Linked DNA regions of Homo sapiens: region 2 is linked to region 1. A link is an interaction called in ENCODE POLR2A ChIA-PET data of the cell type or tissue named here. Cell type or tissue: IMR-90. All regions are shown on one strand. Links, peaks and the distances in the headings refer to the core of each region. The heading gives the core; the rest is flanking DNA.

Region 1 (10,069 bases), core at 874-8,873:
CGCCTGTAATCATGGCACTTTGGGAGGCTGAGATGGGTGGATCACCTGAGGTCAGGAGTTCAAGACCAGCCTGGCCAATATGGTGAAACCCTGTCTCTACTAAAAATAAAAAAATTAGTGCGGTGTGGTGGTGCGCGCCTGTGGTCCCAGCTACTTGGGAGGCTGAGGCACGAGAATTGCTTGAACCTGGGAGGCAGAGGTTGCAGTGAGCCAAGATCGTGTCACTGTACTGCAGCCTGGGCAACAGAGTGAGTGAGACTCCATCTCAAAAAAAAAAAAAAAAAAAAAAAAAAAAAACTTGTTGACGGCTGTAAGGGCTTTTGTTGTTAAGTTCTAGAGTCACAAAAACACTAGGAGAAATCTTTTCTCTAAGATCAGGATTCATACTAGGTTTGAAGATTAAGGTAGTATTAAGCATGTTTGATATTATTAGTTCATGAAATTTAGAATTAGAAAGTCCTTAGAGATCATAAGATCTAATCAATTTCTTATTTTATAGATAATGAAACCGAGGCACAGAAAGTTAAGCAACTTATTCAAGATCATACAACTAGAACTTATTTATAGGTGCTCTTCTTCAATTGAAGGAGGACTCATGTTTGATTATAATACTGTTAACATTTAATTGTTTCAGTAGTTTTTTTAAACATTTATAAAGTAGAAACACATGCTTAATTGTGGACTAGGCCTATGGTCAGACCATTACTACATGAAAACATCTACCATCACCTGGTGGCAGCATATCTGTGTGCAGTTAATTTAAAAGACACATTATGTAAGTTTCTCAAAGGTTAACTCTAAACATAAACAGATCACGAAGAATATCCCATTCTTTTGCCTACTTGTAACTAGCTTTGGCAAGCAGTTGATAGATGCGTCCTTTCACATCTTCAGTTGTCTCTGTATTGGCAATTTGCTCAGGAATCTCCTCCTCTCCCTGGGGAAGCTGTAGAAGCTGCTGCAGGGTAGACTTCAACTCTGGCAGCATGGCTTCCCACTCCTCCTCTGGGTCCAGCACTGCAGCTAAATGAGAGTGTCACTTAGTCTCTTTCACTAGAGTTTCTGACTGCAAGGAGAAGCCTGTCTGGCATTAGGACTCCAAGGCAGTAACTACTTACAAGCTGCTGCAGTTCGCCTCTGGGCCCTCATCTCTTGTAATTTCTGGGTCTCCTTCTGCAGTGGTCCGGCAAGGTCAGCATCACTAAGCTATCAGGTAAAATGAATAGCAGGGTCAGTAAATGACATAATTTCATCCCTGTTTCCATTTAATTCCTTCTCTTTTGGTGGACCAAGTCTACTTACCTTGCAGGAGAAAGGATTATTGGCTAGAAAACTGGCCAGCAGCTGGATGGCATTTTTACATACTAGCACTGACTTGTCTGCCAGACGTCCCACAGCTAAAGCCACCACTGCCTGGAAACGTGTCAGGGGGAGAGCCTGTGTAGGGTAGGAAGAGAAGAATCTGCTCAAGTCCCACATCATCCATTTTGTTCAAGATGATCTTTAAGTATACTCTAAACTGAGCTACCCACTCACTCTAAAAACCCTTTCTACAGAATATAGATTAGGAGTACTCCTTGTAGTGGTAAGACACATTACAGTCCTTAAAGGGAGCCAGATATCCTCGTCCTTGGTAGAGGAAGACTTTTACTACTGATAATAAAAATGTGAATTCTAGACCTCTTTGGGGCAGATATTTATCTTCAACACTGGATTCCTCTTTACACTGGTATATGGAGAGGTACCATATGTTTTTGCCACATAGAAGTTGGTTACCTTCTGCTGGACAATTCGGGTGAAGAGCTGCAAAACACGGCTCCGCACAAAGGAGTTGACATCATGGCCATGGGCTTGTAAAGTATCCAAGAACTGGTCTCTGGTGTCTCGGGCTGCTGCTTCCAGTTGATCGCCACTGAGAACCTGCAGCACCATCTCCGCCATGGCTGCCAGCACAGCATTACGCATCATGTAATTCTAAGAGAGAGAAGCATAGAGGGGTCAAACCTTTAGTCAAGGCGAAGCTTGCTTGTGCTTGGCCATAACTTTTTCCATTAACTGCCTAGGTATTCACTCCCAAGGTCACAGGAGAAAGCTGAATCCCAAAGAGGACTTGTTGCTCAGAGAATGCTAGAACAAGGGCCAAAACCAATTTTTCCTCATAGGGCTCACACAGGAAAGCATGGTAGTAGCTGAATAAAAAAATCACATCCACTCACCAACACACATTTGAAAAGCATTTATTAACTACCCTTCAGCTGAGGTCTCAAAGCCTTTGTTATTGTGGTTGTTTGTTTGTTTTTGAGACGGAGTCTTGCTCTGTTGCCCAGGCTGGAGTGCTGTGGCGCCATCTCGGCTCACTGCAACCTCTGACTCCCGGGTTCAAGTGATTCTCCTGCCTCAGCCTCCCAAGCAGCTGGGATTACAGGTGCCCGCCACCACACCCAGCTAATTTTTGTATTTTTAGTAGAGACAGGATTTCACCATATTGGCCAGGCTGGTCTCAAACTCCTGACCTCGTGATCCACCCTCCTCGGCCTCCCAAAGTGCTGAGATTATAGGCGTGAGCCACCGCGCCCGTCTGTGTGGTTTTTTTTGGTTTTTTTTTTGAGACAGAGTCTCGTTTTGTCACCCAGGTTGGAGTGCAGTGGTGCGATCTCGGCTCACTGTAACCTCCATTTCCCAGGTTCAAGCAACCCTCCCACTTCAGCCTCCCGAGTAGCTAGGATTACAGGTGCGCGCCACCACACCCAGCTAATTTTTTTTTGTATTTTTAGTAGAGATGGGATTTCACCATGTTGGCCAGGCTAGTCTTAAACTCTTGACCTCAAGTGATCCACTCACCTCAGCCTCCCAAAGTGCTGGGATTACAGGCGTGAGCCACCACACCTGGCCTCAAAGTCTTTAATCCTTACTAATAAATATCCCCTCCTTTCCCTCCCACTCTCCTTCAGATGCTTTACTGACAGAAAATGAGACAGAAACATGGAAATCAGCCTTAAGAGTGCCAGCAAGTCCAATACATAATCTAGTGGAGAGCAGGGTTAAGGTTTTGCCAGGCTAAGAACCAGAGAATAGGGTCTTGCACAAAAAGTTAAAGTAAATGAGATGAACAAGTGGACTGTCTTTGTCCTTGACATTCACCTAGGAGTGCCCAACATCAGTATGGGAATCAGCCAGGTTAGCATTCAGGCATAAAAGAGAATTGAGAGAGATGACATGGGTTGATTTGAGAAAGTTCATTGTTTGAGGAAGCAAGGCAAGCCAGCTGGTGGGAAGACGCTTTATCCTGAGGAACAGATGGGACTCAGAATCAAAGCTGAAGGCTAAGCATGGTAGCGCCTGCAATCCCAGCACTTTGGGAGGCTGAGGCAGGAGGGTTGCTTGAGACCAGGAGTTTGAGACTAGCCTGGGCAATATGGCAAGACCCCACCTCTACAAAAACTAAAAAAATTAGCCAGGCATGGTAGTATGTGCCTGAAGTCCCAGCTACTTGGGAGGCTGAGGTGGGAGGATTGCTTGAGCCCAGGAGATCGAGGCTGCAATGAGCTATGATCATGCTCCAGCATGGGTGACAGAGCCAGATCCTACCTCCAAGAAAAAAAAAAAATCAAAGCTGAGTTGCTCTTACTAGACTTAAGCTGCAGAAATGTCATCTCCCTTACCAGAACTGGATAAAAGCAATGTGAATTGAAAGATTAACAGATTAATAAAGAGCTCCTTATTCAACAAACTTGACCTGCTTCTCTACAGAAAGGAAATGTCACAATGATAAATCTAGACAACTTGTCAAAGCTACTTTCTTGTTCTGTTAAGAAACAGCCTTTCAACACTGGACTTAAAATCCCCAGAAAAAGCTCAGTGACCCCTAGTGGACCACCTACTTCTCCATCCAGGTGATCTAGCAAAATGCACATGCTGGACATCAGGATAGCTGGGACACGTTCTGCTAGTTCTGTCAGGAATGCTGCAAAGCCCTTTGTCCCTGAAGGGTCTCGACTCAGCTCTTGGGGACACTTTTGTCCAATCTCTCTACACAGGGAAGAAAACACAGCCATAGCAACATAGATCAATTATTCAGTTCCCAGTAAGGGAAGGTAAGACAGGTATCTAATATCTGAAGGAATCTACTGTTGCACAGATAATGTATTTCCAATCTTTCTTTATTCCCTCCCCAAGGAAAATAAGCATGAGAAACTTCGAGAAGGAAGAGTCACCTTACAATCTCTCCCACTATGCTCTTCATTCCATAGTCAGTTGCCCATAGACTCACGGCTGCAACCAGTACAGGTGCCAGGTGTTCAAAGTGCTGCAGCATCTGGATGATCTTCACTGTAGCACCTGTGGAAGCATTAAACATGAGAAATTATGGGCAATACAAAAAAGGCGGGGCAAAGCGACTGGTAACTTACTGAGCATATGGTTATAACGGGTCAAGGCTACACCAAGCAGGTGTGTTATGGCTTCCCGAGTGGGGCGGTTCTTCTGGTGATTAATGGTGGGATTCTCCAGAAGGCGGTAGCAACAGCCAGTAACCAAACTGAGAAAGGAAGAGTTTGAGATGATGAAAGCAGCTGTCTGAATCCAATTGTATCAGAGCCCTGCCTCATTCATTCTATCCCTACTGCTCCCAAAGTCAGGGTTTTCTTTATTCTAGCCATTACTTTCTATAACAAGTTGCTTTGCTTTGCTGACCCCAGTTAGGTACTCCTTCCTTCAAGATTACCAACTTTCAACCAGTTGTGATGCTGACAAAGAACCTAAATATATCATAAAAATATGATAGAGTTGGCCGGGTGTGGTGGCTCATGCCTGTAATCCCAGCACTTTGGGAGGCCGAGGCAGGTGGATCACGAGGTCAGGCATTCAAGACCAGCTTGGCCAACATAGTGAAACCCTGTCTCTACTAAAAATACAAAAAATTAGCTGGGTGTGGTGGTGGGCGCCTGTAATCCCAGCTACTTGGGAGGCTGAGGCAGGAGAATCCCTTGAACCTGGGAGGTGGAGGTTGCAGTGAGCTGATATCATGCCACTGCACTCCAGGCCAGGCGACATTGCGAGACTCCATCACAAAAAAAAAAAAAAAAAAGACAAAGTCACCAATGACTTCTCATTCCTAAATATAACGACTGATTCAATCTGCATCTCAAGTGGTCTTTCACAGCTGCATGTGATACAGTTAATCACTCACTTTCTCCTTGAAATATATGCTTTATCTCGCTTCCAGGACACAAGAACAAGACTCCTTTCTCAGTTTCTTTGGCTAGTTCCTCCTCAGACTCTTTTTTTTGAGACAGGGTCTGCCTCTGTTGCCCAGGCTGGAGTGCAGTGGTGCAATCACGGCTCACTGCATCCTTGACCTCCTCATAGCTCAGGTGATGCTCCCACCTCAGCCTCCACCATGCCCAGCTAATTTTTCTATTTTTTGTAGAGACACAGTTTCACTATGTTGTCCAGGCTGATCTCAAACTCCTGGGCTCAAGTGATCCTCCTGCCTCAGCCTCCCAAAGTGCTAGGATTATAGGCGTGAGCCATGCACCCGGCATCCTCACTCTTAATGCTGGAGTGCCCTAGGGTACCAGTCCTTGGATTCCTGCTCTTTTAGCTACACTTACTGATTTGGTAATTTCATTCAGTCTCACGGCTCTGAATACTATTATATTCCCAAATGTGTTATCTCTAGCTCAGACCTCTCTCCTGAACTCCAGATCTATATATTCAACGTCCAAATCTGACTTTACGTGGCTAATAAACACCTCAAACTTTGTATGTCCAAAACAGAACATCTGATCTTCCTCCCAAAACACCTATTCACAGCCTTCTCCCTATCTCAGTTACCATTAACTCCAGTCTTCCAAATGCTCAGACCAAAACCCGGGAGAGTCATCCTTGACTGAACTCTCCCTCCCACCTCACACCCAGTCTGTTAGCAAATCCTGTAAGCTCTACCTTAAGGAAAAAGTATAGAATCCAACTACTTCTCCCCATCTCCACTGCCACGCCTTGGTCTAAGAGACCATCATCTCTTGCTTGAGTTATTGGAACAGCCTCTTAACTGGTCTCTTGCTTCCCCTTTCCCTCCATAGTCGATTTCAATACAACAGCTAGGATGGCCCTGTTGAAGTACAAGTCAGGTCACCTCACCTCCCTGCTTGTGGCTCCCCAGTGGCTCCACTTCATTCTGAGGAAATGCCAAAGTCACCATGATGGCCCACAAGAACCTGCGGTCTGGCTCCCCACTGCTCCCATGGCCTCACGGCCTAACCCTCGTACCTGCTCTCAGCTGTCAGCTCTCTGGCCTCCTTGCTATTGCTCGTACGTGCTGGACATGCTCCCTCCTCAAGGTCTTTGCATATGCTATTCCTTTTCCCTGCCCTTGCTATTCCTCCACATATTCTCATAGCTCTCAGTCACCTCCTCTGGGTCTTTGCTCAAATGTCACCATCTCAAAGAAGTCTTACTAGAGTAGCTTGTCTGTCTGTTTGTCTGTCTGTCTATCTATCTATCTATCTTTTTTTTTTTTTTTTTTTTTGGAGATGGAGTCTTGCTCTGTTGCCCAGGCTGGAGTGCAGTGGCGCGATCTCAGGTCACTGCAAGCTCCACCTCCCGGGTTCACGCCATTCTCCTGCCTCAGCCTCCTGAGTAGCTGGGACTAGAGGCGCCCGCCACCATGCCCGGCTAATTTTTTTTTGTATTTTTAGTAGAGACGGGGTTTCACCGTGGTCTCGATCTCCTGACCTCGTGATCCACCTGCCTCAGCCTCCCAAAGTGCTGGGATTACAGGCGTGAGCCACCGCGCCTGGCCCTATCTATTTTTTTTGAGACGGGATTTTGCTCTTGTCGCCCAGGATGGAGTGCAATGGTGCGATCTCAGCTCATTGCAACCTCCCTCTCCCAGGTTCAAGTGATGCTCCTGCCTCAGCCTCCCAAGTAGCTGGCATTACAGGCACACACCACCATGCACAGCTAATTTTCATATTTTTTTAGTAGAGACAAGGTTTCACCATGTTGGCCAGGCCGGTCTTGAACTCCTGACCTCAGGTGATCCACTCGCCTCGGCCTCCCAGAGTGCTGGGATTATAGGCGTGAGCCACCGCACCGGGCCTAGAGTAGCTGATTTAAAATCACAACCTTCTTCCATCAAACTTATTTTACTTATTTTAAAAATAGACTTCTGGCTGGGCGTGGTGGCTCACACCTGTAATCCCAGCACTTTGGGGGGCCAAAGCAGGGAGATCACCTGAGGTTAGGAGTTCAAGACCAGCCTGGCCAACATGGCAAAACCCGTCTCTATTAAAAATACAAAAATCAGCTTGTGGTGGCGGGCACCTGTAATCCCAGCTACTCGGGAGGCTGAGGCAGGAAAATTGCTTGAACCCAGGAGGTAGAGGCTGCAGTGAGCCGAGATTGAACCACTGCGCTCCAGCCTGGGCGACAAGAGTGAAGCTCTGTCCCCCCACAAAAAAAAAACAAAACCAAAAAAACGGCATATCTATCAACAGAGCCTCACTCTCACAGCTCAGTATTATCTGTAGCCATCCTCCCTACCCACCTGACAAATTCTTCTTCAATTATTGAGTGGTTCCACAGGTGACGGATGTCCAACTGAAGTAGCTGTGTTAAAAGCTGAAGAATTGGTTGCCTCTCTTCTTCCCAGTCAAAGCCATGGGCTGCCTTGGTCCGAGCTTTCTTACCCTAAAAAGGATCATGTATACATTGAGGAAAAAATAAGGGAAAAAAGTGGGTCAAGATCTGTCAGTCTGAGTGCCCAAACAATCTAGTACCAAGACAACATAGAAGGTAATACGGAAGAAATATTACAAGTTCCACAGCGCTACTTGTCCAGGAAGAAAACGTGTGACACTTTTGAGTTCTTTCTCCTAAATTCTCAATGAGGACAGAAAGGATTTGTGGATCATTGGATTCCCTTCTTTTCCATCTATTCCCCTATCTCCCCAGACCCCATATAACGTGAGCCCAAAACTCCAAATTACCTTCCCACCAAGGTCCAGGTCCACAAGGTTTGTCTGGCTGGCCATGGTCTCAAAGGATTCCAGGAGACGTATCAGAGCATAACAGTTCATTTTGAGGGCATTTAGATGGGCGTTTCTATCTGATCCACTCAAAGTTGTATCATCCAGGATAGCTGGAAGCTCCTGGGAGTGGCGGGATACCACTGTGAGGGGCAGAATCTTGGAGTCAGTTTCACTCACTTCTTTCATATACCCCAACTTCAAAACACCCAGCACTTGCAGCCATCAGATTACCAAAGATCTGTGTTTCATCTCTCAGTGGCCATAACACAAGCTAAGTCCTTTAGGACCCTTGGCCCTGATACCCTGAACATGCCCTGTTCCTACTCTCTCACTCCAGTTACCACAATTTCTCTCCAGCAACTGGAAGAATCACCCCTATTAAAAAGAGGTAGCTCAAAAGTAGGAAAAAGTTCTTGTTGGTCTGCCCTTACAGTGAACACACATAACTCTGTATCGCCCACCAAGATTACAGACCTTTAACAGGCCAAAGGTCCCTGGGCTTAGCCAAACCAACTGAATCACAACAGCCTTGATATCATCATGTGGCTGACAAAATGTAGGAAAAACAAACAAACAGACAAACAAACAAACGATAACAAACACCTTCCATCCCCTACCCCCTGACCCATAAACACCTTTTATCAGGAATTGCAGAGTATCTTCTTTGAGGCCAGGATCTATACTTCGAAAGTGACTATGAGGGAAAGAAAGTGTGGGGGTGAGACAGGAAGGAGCCTGCAGAGCCCCTTCTAACAGATCAGATCTAACCCGTGGAATCGAATGTTTAAAAATACACGTGAAATTGTTCAACTGAATAAATACGGTGGCAAGCTGGGTACATGCTCATCAGTAGAGATATCAATATCCAGAGGCATTTATCAGTGAACCTATAACTTGGAATTTCAGGACTAACATGCACAGTTAGGACAAACAGTCACCAGTTCTTTTTAAAGTACCAGTTGGGTGTTTCACTTACTGCAAAATGCTGTAGATAGTATCAAAGTGCTGCAGCATAGCCAGGGGCCCCTGAGCTCGAAAGGCAGCCTGAAAAGCTATGAAGATGGAAAAAACAAATCAATTTGGAGGGAAGAGAAACCTTTTCAGTAAATTCTATCCATGGCAGAAAACTAGGTTTATTGCTTTTATTGGTAGAATCACAAAAAAGAGACAAACAGTTCACTTCAATGTAACCTATAATGACGATGAGAGCCGGGCATGGTGGCTCACGCCTGTAATCCCAGCACTTTGGGAGGCTGAGACGGGTGGATTACCTGCGGTCAGAAGTTGAGACCAGCCTGGCCAACATCGTGAGACCCCATCTCTACTAAAAATACAAAAAATTGGCTGGGTGTGGTAGCAGGCGCCTGTAATCCCAGCTACTAGGGAGGCTGAGGCAGGAGAATTGCTTGAACCCAAGAGGTGGAGGTTGCAGTGAGCCAAGATCGTGCCATTGCACTCCAGCCTGGGCAACAAGAGCAAAACTCCGTCTCATCTCAAAAAAAAATAAAATAAAATAATGATGATGATATCTTATATTTGTGTTACAATTAAAGCCTTGTTTGAGCTTCACCACACCTGAGCAAAAGCAGACAGTACCACGCCTACTTTACACCTTAGAGTAGTTATATGACTTGTCCAACTTACAGTAGTTAGGAGGGAACACAAACTCAGGATCTTTTAAAAAAAAAAAAAAAGTTTATCCTATTTGTGTCCTTTTTCTGCTTCAGGATCCCACAATGCACTTAGTTGTCAGGTCTCCTTCCTCTCCTCCAGTCTTTATCTTTCATCATCTTGACACTTCTTTGAAGAGTACTTGTCACTTATTTTGTACAATGTCCCTCAATTTGGGTTGGCCTGTTTTCTCGCGATTATATTGAAGTTATGTATTTTCGTAAGATTACAGCAGAAGGGAGGGTTGGTCCTCAGGCATCGTATCAAGAGGTGCATGAAGTGAATGTCTTATTACTGCTGATGTTAACTTTGATCACTTCGTAGTGTCTGCCACATTTCTCCACTGTAACATTATTATTTTCCCC
Region 2 (9,034 bases), core at 1-8,000, 250 kb before region 1:
TTGTATCAAAGGGAAGGGTCCTGGCAGAATGGGAGGTCAGCCACCCTCCTCCCTCTCTACCCTTTTGTCGCACTGACTGGAGCCCCCGGGAAAGCAGGAGACAGGTTAAAAACAGAAGCGCGACCATTTCTTTATTAAATTATACAAAAAGGGAGGGGAGGGGGGCAGCTGTGGGGCTCGGCCCCAACCCCGGCCCCACCCCGGCCTGGCGCTGTCTGAGAAGAGGGGATCTGAGGGAGATCCAGGGATCAGGCAGGATAGGGATGGGGCAGGACATGAGGCTGGGGGATGCAGAGGTTAGGTGGGAGAGGCTACCGGAGGAAGAATGAGGCTGGTAGGGGAGGGAGAAAGAGAGCAAAGAGAGAGAGGAGCAATTGGGGGCCAGCTGGAGAGCTCAGATGGAGCAGGTCAGGAGGTGGAACAATGGCAGAGTGAGGGTGGAGGGCGCAGTGTCTGGAGAGGCGGAAATGAGAAGGCTGGGGAGAAAGAAGAGGGTGGCAGCTCTGGTGCAGGGCCCAGAGCAGGGAGCCAGGTGAAGAGTGGCTGGACTTGGCTGCCCCCACCCCCACCTCCAGGCCCAGAGAGGCCTCCCAACCCCAGCCTGTTGGCAGGGGCTCACGCCGATGCCCCATTTTCTGTCTTCTGCCGTTTGGGATCCGCTTCATCCTGTGGAGAGGGAGAGAATGGGGGAGCTGTAAAATGGGAGGGGAGACCTCCCCCTGTCCCGGTCCTGTTCCAGCCCCCACCCCTGCCACACAGGGATCTGGGTCCAAATCCAAAGGGCGCCCAGCCCGGCTGCATCCCTGACAGCCCCTCAGGCCCAGCAACCCAGCCCAAACCTCCTCTTCGGCAGCTCTCTTCAGCGCGGGCCCTTCATCATCCTCTTCTTCTTCTTCCTCATCTGAGGAGCCAGAAATGGGTCATTGGGGAAGGGCAGGAAGCTCTGGCAGAGCCCCCGTGGTCGCCCTCAGCCCTGCTTCAGGTCTTCAAACCCACCCTGACTCTGCTCTCCTTTGAGCCCAGACTTTGCCAGCCCAGCCTCCCCTGCCCCTCCCCACCTTCTTCTTCCCCTTCATCTTCCTCCTCTCCATCCTCGGCAGTTTCTTCTTCTTCCTCCTCAGCCCCGTTCTCCTCCTCCTGTGGGGACCAGGAGAGGGAGTAGCCTCAGGCTGGCTGCATGCCTTGCCCACCATCACCACCAATGGGACTGGAGCCTGGGTGATAAAAGGGCTTGGGATGGGCCACAGGGTGGGGCAGCAAGGGTGACAGGGCTCAGGGGAACGGCAGGACCCAGCACCCTCGGAAGGAAAGCAGAGGAAGGATGAGATGATTGGGAGGGAAGATGGTAGGGCAGATGTGGTCCTCTCCCCCACCCCTCCACACCTCCACCACTTCTTTCTTTCGCTCTTTCCGGCTTGCCTTCTCCTCCACCTTCTCCTTCTTCTCCTTCAGGTCCTGCAAAGGAGAAAGAGGTCACCTTTCTCACCACAAATGGCTTGCAGCCCCTAAGTCCCTGCAGCCCCAGTTCTCCCTCTGTAGTGAGCTTAGAGGTGTGTGAACTGAATAAGGTGGCCACAGCTTAGAGACAGAATAGGGGCCCTAGGGTCCTTACATTAGGGCCATGAAGGGGTTGAGACCAAACACCTCCTTCCCCAAGACCCAAGGTGAGGTGGGAAAGGGATGAAGAAGCAGGAGCGGGCAACCAGGGTAATGATCCCCACCCCCATCAAGTTCTCCCAAACCTCACTGGCTGAAGAGTTCAGCTCAGCAAAGCAAATCCTCTCCATCTGCTTGCAGCCTCAGTGCCCCGCCCCCTCCTGTGTCCCTCCGCCTCCCTTGCCTGCCCCGCCACTGCCCGCCCAGCTCTGCCTTTTGTCTACCTCTGGGGCCTTTTCCTGAGGACTCTCTCTCCTGGGCATCCCTCCCAGCTTCCCCTTCAGCTTCTAAGGTCTTTGTTTCTCTCCATCTGTGTCTCCCTAATCCTCAGGCCCCTACTTGGCCAAACACTACACCTTAGCACATTCCCAGCACCCCTCCCACTTTCTGCCCTCCCCGCCCCAAAACAGTTCAAGTAGTTTCCTCTATCCCTGCCTCCCATGGTGTATGCATGGGTGTAGTGGAAGTAGCCATTTACGGTGGAAATGTAGGTGAAGTAGAAGAGAAAACAAGGAGGGGAAGAGTAGCAGGCGTGGGAAACAAGGAGAGAGCAACAAACAAGGTCTGTGACTGGGGTGGGATAGGAATGGAGAAGAGGGAGGGACCAGTCTAGGAGACCCTCCCACCAGCCAGCCCCTCTCCTTCACCCCAAGATCCTAGCAGGCATAGGTTGACGTCCTGTGCTGATATGGCACATCTGAGTCCCTTCTGGACACTACACTAGCCTCCCAATTCAGATTCCAGTGCTCTCCCCACCCACTCCTTGGCAGGCACAGTGTAACACGGTAGGTGTCCTTGTGTGATCTGATCTGGTGTTGGTGTGCCACGCTGTGTATCTGATTCCATGTGAATGGAAGTCTCCTGTGTGAGATCACCCTGGGCGGGGGGGTCCTTTCTGGAACAGGATAGGGGATAGGAGAGGAGCCTGGTGCAGAACGGCTGCCCTGGGGGGCACTCAATTCCCTTCTCCCTTTAAGGGTAGCTCAGAACTCTTCACTCTCACTCCAGAGAGGGTGCCCTTCCACCCCACCGTGAGGTCTTCATTTCTGTGCCACAAGGTCAGTATGGCATTTCCACTACCTAGGGGGCTCTTCCCTACGTCCTGGGCCAGGAGAGCAAAGAGCTGGTCAGCTTCTCTCTGGGGGCCCCAGCACCAAAAGTCTGTATGGCCCTGGCCTGACTTTCCCATCTGGGCTGATGCAGGGAGGGAGAATACCAGAGACCAAAGTTCAAGGGGCCGGGCCCTCTCCTCCCCTGTTCTGTCCTTCTGGTCACTGTCCTTCCATGATCCCTTTTCCAGGAGAATATGTGACCTGGGCCCTAGGTCTTCTGCTAAGCAGCCCTCTGGCCTCATTTACTCAACACAGGCACACACACCGACACCGGCCGACAGCCATGCACAGACACAGTTAGAGAGGAGCACCCACGCGATGGGAGACACATGGCCCAGCGTTGGGCCATTCTGGTCCACACTCTTGAGACAGCACGGGAGCACAGCGGAGCCACTCAGCACTCACAAAGCGACAACATGGCTCCAGAACATCTACGTCTCCACATGCACACATGTAACTGACACGGGCAGTCCCACACACTCGCTGGATTTCAGACATACAAAGACACCTACTCAGTGAAGTCACATGCCACCGCACAGCCCGCCGGAGGGCCACACGGGCGCACCTTGGCAGATCGCACACAGCCCCTCTCCCACCGCCGTTAATCCCATTGGCTCCCCCCGTTTCACTCCGCGGGCCTCCGGGAGACCTGTGTGACGGCCCCTCAGCAACCACCGCGCCCCCCCCCCCCGCCATACACATACACACACAAGATAGGGCTCCCAGCCCCCAAACCCCGGCCGCGTTAATTTCCCAAAGCGACACTCCGCAGGTTCCCTGGGGAAATTAGAGGAAGGCTGGAAGAGAGGCAAGGGCGAACGGATGGGGCCGGGGAAGGGAGCTGATGAGGGCGAGGACAGCTCGACGCAATGCCATGCAATGCCCAGCCTCGGCTTTTTCGAAGGCTAGTCCTGCCCCGCTTCTAATTTTTAGGAATTCGAGATTCTTTCAGTGTGTATGCGGGAAGGGGACGATGAAGAGAAAAGAAAGCTGAAAGCCAGCTGAGGGGAGGGAACGAGAAAACAGAGGCGGCCGCCGTCCGGGGAGAGAAGCGAGCGACGGTCGGGCCGCGGGGAGGGGCCCGGAGGAGCAGCCTCCAGGGAGAGTCCTGTTTACACTTGAGGATCTCAAACCGCTTAGCGAGGAAAGGTGAGGTCAGGTTGCAAGCAAAGACGCGGCAGCGGGGCGCAGGGAGGGGGCGCGGCAAAGTGAGACTCGGGGCGTTCGGACGGGAAGCCGGACGGGATCCGGTCAGCGAGGTGGGGCCGAAGAGGGGTGGGGACGGCTGCGGGGGACGGCGCGACCGGAGCGGCGAGGCCGGGCGCCGTGGTGCGCGCAGGGCAGCTAGAGGGCGCTGGCGCTAGCCGCGCGGAGCCGGGAAAGGAGCTCCGGGCCGGGGAGCGGTGGGAGGGCGCAGTGGGGTCCGCCAGGACCCGGGCGCAAGGGCCGCGCGGGGCCGTCGGGGGCGGCCTGGGGCGAAGGACCGCGCCGGGCCCCAGGGCTGCGCGAGGTCCGGGCCGCCGCCGCCCCCGCCCGTACCTTGGCGCTCAACTCGGCCGCTGCCTCCACGCTTTTCTCCGACATGGTGCCGGGGCCGGGGCCGGGGCTGGCGGGGAGCCGGGGTCCCGGGGCCGAGACGGAGGGGCCCTGGACGGCGGAGGGTGGCCGCGGCCGGAACCTGGCGCGGTGGCGGCGGCGGCGGCGACAGCGGCAGCGGCGGCCGCTCGGCAAGCTGGGTCTCTGGAAGAGGCGGCAGAGGCGCGCGGGGTGGGGCGGGGGTGGGTCTGGAGCGGAGACCCGCAGGGCTGCGGCCGTCCGGAGGGCGGGCGGAAGGGCGGTGCAGGCGGTGGCCGGCGCGCTCGGCCGCGGTAGCTCGATCCCGGGCTCGCCGCCCCCGCACCAGCAGAGCTGCCGCCGACCAGCCGCTGCCGCCCCCGGGAAGGGAACCCGCTTATAAGGCGGCGCTGCCCGACGGGAGGGGCTTCCCAGGGGTGGGGCAGGCGGGAGCGGGGAGGAGAGGAGAGGGGAGGGGGATGAAAGAGGAGGTTGGAGAGGTGGGGATAGGAGGATGAAAGCGAGGGGAGGGAGAGCTAGGGAGTCGGGAGGGAGGACGAGACCAGGAGGGGGAAATGGAGAGACTGACGGCCGCGGAGAAAGAGTGGGGCGAGGAGGTGGGAAGGGGTGGGGTTCCTGCGGGGAGGCACCTTTCCAAATCCCAACCTACTGCCTGCGAATGTGGAGTCTGGCTTTTGGGGGCGGACTGGAGAGGTGGCCAGAATCCTACTGACCCCAAAAAAAGCCCTGGGATTTTGCCAAGGGGTGGGGTGAGGGGAGCAGATGGGAAGATAGGGCAGGTATTTGAGAAACCAAAAGCTTAAAGAAGAGGAAGAGGGTTCGGGCGCTCCTTCCACACCACGCCGGATTTCCCCCTCTCATCCTCCATCCACATTCTCTGGATGGCCTTGAGGAGGGATGGGAGGGCAGAAAGGGCGGCCCAGCCTTCTGTCCCGCCAGATTGACACTTGTGACCCTTGCCGGGTGCCTCCCTTCCTGGCCCCGTGCTGTGAGCCGGGGGGAGTCAGGCCCCCTGGTCTCCTTTGCTGTCTTCCAGCTCTCTTCCATCTTCTACCTCTCTTATTCGCCCGTCTCACCTCACTTTTATTCGCCTGGTCCTTCTATTTCTCTTCATCCGTCCTCAGTCATCTGTACCTAGACCCCTCCTTCACAACCAATTATAACTCGAATCGCTCCCATTCTTCTCTCACCTCTTCTCCACTCCTCACTGACTCTCTTCTGCCCTTCCACCTCTGGTCTCTTTCCCTATCTTTCCCAGACAACCCTGCTCTTGTCTTATCTGAGTCAGGCACCTGGCCCTCTATTCTTGGCTGGCTTTCCTCAACTCCTCTTTCTGTCCTCATTTTTTACATTTTCCATCCTTCAGCTTTTCTCATTCCTCTGCTGCCATCTTCCCTAGCCTTTCTGGGTTATATTTGCCTCCTTTGCAAATATAATACAGGTCCAGGTCTGGAGTTCCAGCCCCACCCTATTCCACACATCCTCAGCTCCTCGCCCTCAATCTCGGTATCTTTGAGTCATTTTGAAAAGCTTGGGATTTCAGAAGGGAACAGGGGCTGGGTTGTGTATTAAAGGTCAGGAAGGTGGACAGAGTGGAAGGCTGGGGTTTGGAAAAAGACCTTTGGTGTGCGTGCACTCCCATATTTGTCTGTCATTATCATTATTCCTCATCTTATTATTTTCATTTTATTAATAAAAAACTACGTTGATGATCATTATCATTATTTTGTGTTTGAGTGCTTAAATACACCATCTTTTGGTCCCTTGATGTACACGCCTCCCAGTTTCTCTTTCTGACTTTTCTATCAATATTTCAGTCTCAGTCTCCTCAAAAATCTTGGGGCCCCACCCAGGATTTTTCCTTGCCGGACTCTGTCCATCTTTTCTGAGATCTTTCCATGTCCCTCTCTCAATCTGTTTCTCTGACTCACTGGCTGATGTCTTCAGCCGTCTCTCACCGTCTCCATCTCTGTACTCCTCTTGCTTCATTTATCTCCCTCTCCTCGATCCTTTGCTACTCCCCCCCCCGCCCAACCAACAACCCAGTCTCCCAGTCTCGCTCCCTCCCCATCAGGCTCTTTCCTCTCCCTCCCGCCTTCCTTTCCTCTTCCCTCCACTCCACCTCCCAGCCCCGCCTGCTGTCTCGGACACCCTGCTGGGCTCTTACCCTGTTGCCCTGGTAACCGCCCCCCACTCCGGTCACCTCCACTCCTCTCCCCCCTCCAATCACCGCCACCAACAACCTCCATCCACCTTCCTCCTATTTTTCCTGATAGCCAATAGAAACCCTGTTGCCAGGTGGAATGCTCATTTGAATCAGCCAATCCAGAAGCCTAACTGCTTGCCCTGCCTTATATGGGGATGTGAGGAGGGCCACTCCCCCAACTCCAGCCCCACAGGGGACCAGCCCCTCCAGTGTCCCTTCTCCCCGCCCTAAAGAGAGGCTGGGACACTCCCTCTCACCCTTCCATAAGGGACCTGGCCTCCCACTTCTCTAACTGGGACCACCAGGGTTAGCGTGGGCTGTGGGCCGGACTGTGGGCTGGGCCTCAGGGCTGGGGGTGGGAATGAGGTGTGATTAGGGAAGGGGAGGCGGAGGGAGCCGGGAATTTTGCCCAGGGAGGGGTGTCTGGGAGCAGAGGCAGCTGCAGTGGAAAATTCCAGAGAGATGGAGAGGCAGAGAATGGGAATCCTGCCCCAAAGCCCAAGGGAGTGCCTTGAGAATCTAAGAGCTTGAACACTAGGGTCCGAGGGACCCCAGGGAAAAGATCTAGAAAGCTGGAGGCCTGGATCGAATTCCTTTCCTGGTGGATGAAGCATCCTTTAGCCATCTCTCTCTGGTTGGACAACAAACCAGTCTTCTGAAGTCTTGGCTTCATGAGAAAGAAGCTGGAAGTGAGACTTGGGATGAATGTGGAGTGAGTGGGATCTGAAAGCCACCCGACAGTCCTAGGGGTTAGCCTCAGAGCCTCTGGGGCCAACGGTGCTAAATGGCCTGTGTTTGCTTTTCTCTGTGGAACTATTTCTGAGGCTTTGTGGAGGCTTGCCTATTCCTAGAATTACCTTACTCTACAGTCCAATTGAGAATTTCTCCCACTAGTTGAATGGGGGAAGCATGTGCTTCTTACACATTTTCTGAAAGCGGGAAAAAGGTGACCAGGTGAGAACAAGGAAGGTCTGAGCCCCCTGGAAACGATGACTTCTGGCCTGACATCCTAGAAATTTACCTTGATACCATGTGTGGGAAGTGTTCAATTCTAGTTATTTCCATCTCATTCTTGGTGAATTCTTCCCCCTCTCCAGCTTCCTGGATTTTTTCAGTGTGCCTATTTCTCCTGTTGGTTAAGGGGTAAGGAAGGCCTAGTTATCATTCAAGGCCTTGGAAGACAGAGACCTGAAAGTTGGGGGGGCTATCTCCACTCCTCGTTTTACTTTATCCCCATTCCATTCCCAGTGACCTCATTTTCTATCCCCCATTTACCCCATTTTCCTTTGCTTTTTTTATTTTCAATCTAAAACTTTTCAAAACGAAAGTCAGTGGAGAGTTGAGAGGAGATGGAGTCCTAGAGGAAGACCTAAATTAGCCTAACTTCGATCATGTTTTTTTATTATTGTTGTCTTGAGACAGAGTCTCACTCTGTCACCCAGGCTGCAGTGCAGTGGCACAATCTCCACTCACTACAACCTCTGCCTCCTGGGTTCAAGCAACTCTCATGCCTCAGCCTCCCAAGCAGCTGGGATTACAGGCATGTGCCACCACACCTGGATAATTTTGTATTTTCAGTAGAGACGGGGTTTCACTATGTTGGCCAAGCTGGTGTCGAACTCTTGACCTCAGGTGATCTGCCCACCTCGGCCTCCCAAAGTGCTGGGAGTACGGGCATGAGTCATCGCACCTGGCCGGATCATGATTGAGTGTGTTACCTCCATGGGTGTTAAAAATAAGGAGAGATGATCTTCCAGGCAACATTAAGGCACATCCATCATGCGTCCCGTCTCCGTGGGTACTCCTTTTCTGCAGTGCCTCCCTGATTCCTCCTGACTTTGCAGACCCGTATCCCTTTTTCCCATATGTTGTTCTCAACACCCAATCGCCTTCCTTGGTCTTCCACCCATACTAATGTCTCCTGTGGCATAGTATCTAACACCACACCAGGGACAAACAAGAAAGCTCAATAAACCATCTATTTCCTAGCCCAGTGGCACCATTTTGGACTCAATCTCACAGCTCTCTCAACCTTCTTCAAGGAAGCTGGGAAAACACACCATGCTGCCAGGATACTGGCTTCCCTCCGTCTGACTTGAGATCTTCCCAGTAACTACTGGGAAGATGTCCTGGTTGGAAGTCTCTTTTATGTTTTGAACATCACAACCAAAGTTTTTGTGGTTTTCCTACTTTTCTCCATGAAATTTCTCCCCAGTAAAAAAAGAATGGGTTTCACCTTTGTACCTCTCCTTCAGATTCTTTTTTTTTTTTTTTGGGACAGGGTCTCACTCTGTCACCCAGGCTGGAGCACAGTAGCACGATCTTAGCTCGCTGCAACCTCTGCCTCCAGGGGCTCAAGTGATCCTCCCACCTCAGCCTCAGTAGCTAGGACTGGAGACGCCCCACCACACCTGGCTAATTTTTTTATTTTTCATAGAGATCGGGTTTCACCATGTTGCTCAGACTGGTCTGGAACCCCTGGGCT

What was found. Peaks named below come from ENCODE experiments on the same cell type or tissue, not always from the same donor. Only the 100,000 strongest peaks of a DNase experiment are listed, where the experiment ranks them.
Region 2: POLR2A ChIA-PET joins it to region 1 with 11 read pairs; 2 of 35 experiments call an interaction of 5 or more read pairs at or near these places.

What each region holds. Positions count from the first base shown.
Region 1 is chr12:6,508,733-6,518,801 of GRCh38, reverse strand. It overlaps NCAPD2 (non-SMC condensin I complex subunit D2), which reads right to left. Exons shown (of 32, transcript NM_014865.4): 3 at 9,010-9,085; 4 at 8,669-8,727; 5 at 7,992-8,173; 6 at 7,550-7,692; 7 at 4,410-4,537; 8 at 4,215-4,338; 9 at 3,882-4,029; 10 at 1,777-1,974; 11 at 1,303-1,437; 12 at 1,119-1,206; 13 at 843-1,023. It also overlaps SCARNA10. Among named protein-coding and RNA genes, the nearest start is that of NCAPD2, 20 kb to the right of the region's middle. In IMR-90, for the core only: no CTCF peak of the experiment used is centred there; no DNase peak of the experiment used is centred there.
Region 2 is chr12:6,762,024-6,771,057 of GRCh38, reverse strand. It overlaps PTMS (parathymosin), which reads right to left and starts at 4,695. Exons shown (of 5, transcript NM_002824.6): 1 at 4,308-4,695; 2 at 1,384-1,455; 3 at 1,059-1,137; 4 at 840-901; 5 at 106-666. The coding sequence starts at 4,352. The coding sequence ends at 616. RefSeq lists silencers at 3,891-4,390, 4,501-4,830. In IMR-90, for the core only: a CTCF peak has its summit at 4,110; DNase peaks (open chromatin) are centred at 4,087, 4,777 and 6,687; H3K4me3 peaks cover 4,063 bases; H3K27ac peaks cover 5,430 bases.